Regions from separate parts of the Homo sapiens genome. Here region 1 is linked to region 2. Evidence: read pairs that join two places in POLR2A ChIA-PET (ENCODE). Cell type or tissue: HepG2. All regions are shown on one strand. Each heading gives the region's core, and the rest is flanking DNA. Links, peaks and the distances in the headings are about the cores only.

Region 1 (2,912 bases), core at 145-2,644, 57 kb before region 2:
TCAGGTAGGGCCAAAGCAAATTGTTCAAAATGACCCCAAGGAGCCAAATCAATTAAAAATATGCAATTATTATTTGTACATTAAAAATAAAATTTAATAAAATAATATAAGTATGAAAAACTATGCTCATAGCCACAGATTTGTTTGCGGGAGCCACTTAGGAAAGAATAATTAAACAAGCGGCCCAGAGAGGCGTAAGTCCAGGAGGAGGGTGTTTATTTTTAGAGGCCGTTGACATTTATCAACAACCAGCTCCCGGCAGGTAGGAGCCGCCCCTCACCGCCTGGAGCTGCAGCCTTCAGCTGTGGAGGGAGTGGATGCTGGCTGACCCCTCCCTGCCTCCTGCGGTGGTTCCCCTTCACTCAGCAGGCGTCTCCTCCCTGTCCGTCAGAGATAGGCCCGCATGCTGTCCCCTTCCCCTTTTTAACGTTTGGCAATATCTATATAACATAAAATTGACCATCTTAACCATTTGAAGCTTGCAGTTCAGCGGCATGAAGTGCAGCCAACACCACTGTCCTCTCCAGAACTTTCCATCCTCCCGAAGTGAACTCTGGACCCACTGATCACACACTCCCCACTCCCTTCCCCAGCACCTAGCACCCACCTTCTCATTTATGTCTCAGTGGATTTCACTCCTCTGAGGACCGTGCTAAGGAAAGAAAAGAACTTGCATCTGAGGAAGGCAAATCCTTTCCAATGATCAGGCCCAGAGAAACATTAAAATAGGACTGGGTTAGAGGCGTTTGAACCAGAGCAACACCATCCTGAATGGGAGTTGGGTAAAAGGCTGAGACCTTCTGGACTGCATTCCCAGGAGGTTAGACATTCCAAGTCACAGGATGACATAGGAGGTCAGCACAAGATACAGGTCATAAAGACAGGTTGCAGTAAAGAAGCCGGCTAAACCCTGGCCGGGCGTGGTGGCTCACACCTGTAATCCCAGCACTTTGGGAGGCTGAGGCGGGCGGATCACGAGGTCAGGAGATCGAGACCATCCTGGCTAACACAGTGAAACCCTGTCTCTACTAAAAATACAAAAAAATTAGCCAGGCGTGGTGGCGGGCGCCTGTAGTCCCAGCTACTCGGGAGGCAGACGCAGGAGAATTGCTTGAACCCGGGAGGCGGAGCTTGCAGTGAGCCGAGATCGCGCCACTGTGCCACTGCACTCCAGCCTGGGTGACAGAGCGAAACTCTGTCTCAGAAAAAAAAAAAAAAAAAAAAAAAAAGAAGCTGGCCAAACCCACCAAAACCAAACTGGCGACAAGAGTGACCTCTGGTGACCACAAACCTGACCTCTGGTGACCACAAACCTGACCTCTGATGGTCGGCACTGCTACACTCCCACCAGCTCCGTGACAGTTTACAGATGCCATGGCAACGTCAGGAAGTTGCCCTATATGGTCTAAAAAGGGAGCATGAATAATCCACCCCTTGTTTAGCATATCATCAAGACATCACCATAAAAATGGGCAACCAACCAGCAGCCCTCAGCTGCTCTGCCTATGGAGCAGCCATTCTTTATTTCTTTACTTTCTTTTTTTTTTTTTGAGACAGAGTCTCACTCTGTCACCCAGACAAGAGTGCAGTGGCTCAATCTCAGCTCACTGCAACCTCCACCTCCCAGGTTGAAGCGATTCTCCTGCCTCAGCTTCCCAAGTAGCTGGGACTACAAGCACCCACGACCATGCCCGGCTAATTTTTGTATTTTTAGTACAGATGGGGTTTCACCATATTGGCCAGGCTGGTCTTAAACTCCTGACCTTGTGATCCGCCCACTTCAGCCTCCCAAAGTGCTGGGATTGCAGGCGTGAGCCACCGCGCCCTCCCCTTCGTGTCATTCTTATTTATGCCTCTGCATCCTCATGTTTTAGCTCCCACTTATGAGTGAGAACGTATCATGTTTGGTTTTCCATTCCTGAGTTACTTCACTTAGAATAAGAGTCTCCAATCTCATCCAGGTTGCTGTGAATGCCATTAATTCATTTCTTTCTTTCTTTCTTTCTTTTTTTGAGATGGAGTCTCGCTCTGTCACCAGGCTGGAGTGCAATGGCTCAATCTTGGCTTGCTGCAACCTCTGCCTCCCGGGTTCAAGCGATTCTCCTGCCTCAGCCTCCCAAGTAGCTGGGATTACGGGCACGCACCACCACTCCCAGCTAATTTTTGTATGTTTAGTAGTGACGGGGTTTTCCCATGTTGGCCGGGATGGTCTGGATCTCCTGACCTCGTGATCTGCCCGCCTTGGCCTCCCAAAGTGCTGGGATTACAGGCTTGAGCCACCGTGCCCGGCCAATTCATTTCTTTTTATAGCTGAGTAGTATTCCATCATATATATATATATCACAGTTTCTTTATCCACTCGTTAGTTGATGGGCACATTTGGGCTGGTTCCACATTTTGCAATTGCAAATTGTGCTGCTCTAAACAGGCATGTGCAAGTATCTTTTTTGTATAATGACTTCTTTTCCTCTGGGTAGATACCCAGTAGTCGGATTGCTGGACCAAACAGTTGTTCTACTTTTAGTTCTTTAAGGCATCTCCACACTGTTTTCCATAATGGTTGTGCTAGTTTAGATTCCCACCAGCAGTATAGAAGTGTTCCCTGTTCACCGCATCCATACCAACTTCTATCACTTTTTGATGTTTTGATTATGGCCATTCTTGCAGGAGTAAGGTGGTATTGCATTGTGGTTTTGATTTGCATTCCCCTGATCATTAGTGATGTTGAGCATTTTTCCATATATTTGTTGGCCATTTGTATATCTTCTTTTGAGACTTGTCTATTCATGTCCTTAGCCCACTTTTTGATGGAATTGTTTTTTTTTTTTCTTGCTAATTTGTTTGAGTTTGTTGTAGATTCTGGATGTTAGTCAGATGTATAGATTGTGAAGATTTTCTCCTACTCTGTCAGT
Region 2 (2,912 bases), core at 192-2,691:
ACCCAGCACCCAGGTGTAGGGTGAACATAGGTGTACCCCGGGACCCGGCACCCAGGTGCAGGGTGAACATAGGTGTACCCCGGGACCCGGCACCCAGGTGTAGAGTGAACACAGGTGTACCCCGGGACCCGGCACCCAGGCGCAGGGTGAACATAGGTGTACCCCGGGACCCGGCACCCAGGTGTAGAGTGAACATAGGTGTACCCCGGGACCCGGCACCCAGGTGCAGGGTGAACATAGGTGTACCCCGGGACCCGGCACCCAGGTGTAGAGTGAACACAGGTGTACCCCGGGACCCAGCACCCAGGTGTAGGGTGAACATAGGTGTACCCCGGGACCCGGCACCCAGGTGCAGGGTGAACATAGGTGTACCCCGGGACCCGGCACCCAGGTGTAGAGTGAACACAGGTGTACCCCGGGACCCGGCACCCAGGCGCAGGGTGAACATAGGTGTACCCCGGGACCCGGCACCCAGGTGTAGAGTGAACATAGGTGTACCCTGTGACCCAGCACCCACACGTAGAGTGAACATAGGTGTACCCCGGGACCCAGCACCCAGGTGTAGAGTGAACATAGGTATACCCCGGGACCCAGCACCCAGGTGTAGAGTGAGCATAGGTGTACCCTGGGACTCGGCACCCAGGCGCAGGGTGAACATAGGTGTACCCCGGGACCCAGCACCCACACGTAGAGTGAACATAGGTGTACCCCGGGACCCAGCACCCACACGTAGAGTGAACACAGGTGTACCCCGGGACCCAGCACCCACACGTAGAGTGAACATAGGTGTACCCCGGGACCCAGCACCCACACGTAGAGTGAACACAGGTGTACCCCGGGACCCGGCACCCACACATAGAGTGAACATAGGTGTACCCCGGGACCCAGCACCCAGGCGCAGGGTGAACACAGGTGTACCCCATGACCCAGCACCCAGGTGTAGAGTGAACATAGGTGTACCCCAGGACCCAGCACCCAGGCGCAGGGTGAACACAGGTGTACCCCGGGACCCAGCACCCAGGTGCAGAGTGAATGCCTCTGTTGACCCTGAAGCCGCCGGTGCCCTCTGCAATCCGTCCTCCTGCCTCTCCCAAGCCCCACTGCTGCGACCGTGCGTGTTACTCGGCGTGTTCCAGGCCCTGTGTAAACAGAATCACGGAGAACGTGCCGTGCTTTCCGCCTGGCTTTTGTCACTCCTTATAACTGCTCTGAGAAGCGCCCACGTTGTTGGGGATCAATAGTGATTCCTTTTTATGGCTGAATAGCTCCCTCTTGCATTGATCTGCCATGGCTGCTCTATCTGCAGACCTGCAGTTTGGGCTGTGTCCAGTCTGGGGCTCTGAGCATGAGGCACCAGATCCTGGTGTGGACAGAGGCTCTCTTCTCTTGGGCGAATGCTGGGGCAGAGCCTCCAGATCACGTGGTGATGAATGTTTAACTTTTTTGTTTGTTTGAGATGGAGTCTTGCTCTGTGGCCCAGGCTGGAGTGCAGCAGCCTAATCTTAGCTCAGTGCACCTCCGCCTGCCAGGTTCAAGCAGTTCTCCTGCCTCAGCCTCCTGAGTAGCTGGGATTACAGGCACACACCACCATGCCTGGCTAGTTTTTGTATTTTTAGCAGAGATGAGGTTTCACCTTGTTGGCCAGGCTGGTCTTGAACTCCTGACCTCAGGTGATCAGCCTGCCTTGGCCTCCCAAAGTGCTGGGATTACAGACATGAGCCACCACGCCTGGCAGAATGTTTAACTTTTAAAGAAACTGCCAAATGGGTTTCCAGAGTCAGAGTGGTAGAACCATTTGATGTCCCTCCAGTAGATCTTCCACAGCCCTGACAGCACTTGCTACATTTTTAAAAATTTTAGCCATTCTGTTAGTTATGTAATGGTATCTCATTGTGGTTTTATTTGCATTTTTCTAATGACGGAAGATGGTGAGCATGATTTTGTGCTTATTGTCCACCCATATATCTTCTTTGGAGAAGTTTTGCCCATGTTTTATTCTTTTAAAAAAATTTTATAGTTGGGCATGGTGGCTTATGCCTGTAATCCCAGCACTTTGGGAGGCCAAGGCAGGCAGATCACCTGAGGTCAGGAGTTCGAGACCAGCCTGGCCAACATAGTGAAACCCCTGTCTCTACTAAAAATACAAAAATTAAGTGGCATGGTGGCACGCACCTGTAGTCCCAGCTACTCTGGAGGCTGAGGCAGGCGAATTGCTTGAACCCAGGAGGTAGAGGTTGCAGTGAGCCGAGATTGTGCCACTGGGTGACAGAGCGAGACTCCATCTCAAAAAAAAAATTTCTTTTTTATAATAGAGATGGCATCTCAGTATGTTGCTCAGGCTGGGCTGGAACTCCTGGGTCCAAGTGATCCTCCTGGCTCAGTCTTCCAACGTGCTGGGATTATAGGTGTGAGCCACCACACCTGGCCCTCTTGTCCATTTTTGTATGGGGTTGCTTGCTTTCTTCTTCTTAAGTTGGAAGAGTTCTTTATGCATTTTGGACTCAAGTCCTTATCAGATATCTGCTTTGCAAATATTTTCTCCCAGCTTTGACTTGCCTTTTCATTCATTAAATAGAGTTTCCTGGAGAGCAGAAAAATGAATTTGGGAAGTATTCCTCTTCTTCAATCTTTTGGAAGAGTTATGTACAATTTATATTATTTATTCCTCAAACATTTGGTAAATACCCTGTGAAGCCATCAGGGACTGAAATTCTCTTTCCTTTTTTTTTTCTTTTTTTGAGACGGAGTCTCACTCTGACTCTGTTGCCCAGGCTGGAGTGCAATGGCACAATCTCAGCTCACTGCAACCTCCGCCTCCCGGGTTCAAGTGATTCTTGTGCCTCAGCCTCCTGAATAGCTGGGACTACAGGTGTGCACCACCACGCCCAGCTAATTTTTGTATTTTTAGTAGA

What was found. ChIA-PET counts read pairs that join two places held together with the same protein. Peaks named below come from ENCODE experiments on the same cell type or tissue, not always from the same donor. Only the 100,000 strongest peaks of a DNase experiment are listed, where the experiment ranks them.
Region 1: POLR2A ChIA-PET joins it to region 2 with 6 read pairs; 1 of 35 experiments calls an interaction of 5 or more read pairs at or near these places.

The regions. Positions count from the first base shown.
Region 1 is chr13:113,379,931-113,382,842 of GRCh38, forward strand. No RefSeq gene overlaps it. Among named protein-coding and RNA genes, the nearest start is that of GRTP1, 17 kb to the left of the region's middle. In HepG2, for the core only: a CTCF peak has its summit at 278; DNase peaks (open chromatin) are centred at 261 and 1,321; H3K27me3 peaks cover 477 bases.
Region 2 is chr13:113,436,397-113,439,308 of GRCh38, forward strand. All of the region lies in intron 2 of ADPRHL1 (ADP-ribosylhydrolase like 1), which reads right to left. Among named protein-coding and RNA genes, the nearest start is that of ADPRHL1, 16 kb to the right of the region's middle. In HepG2, for the core only: no CTCF peak of the experiment used is centred there; a DNase peak (open chromatin) is centred at 1,385; H3K4me3 peaks cover 364 bases.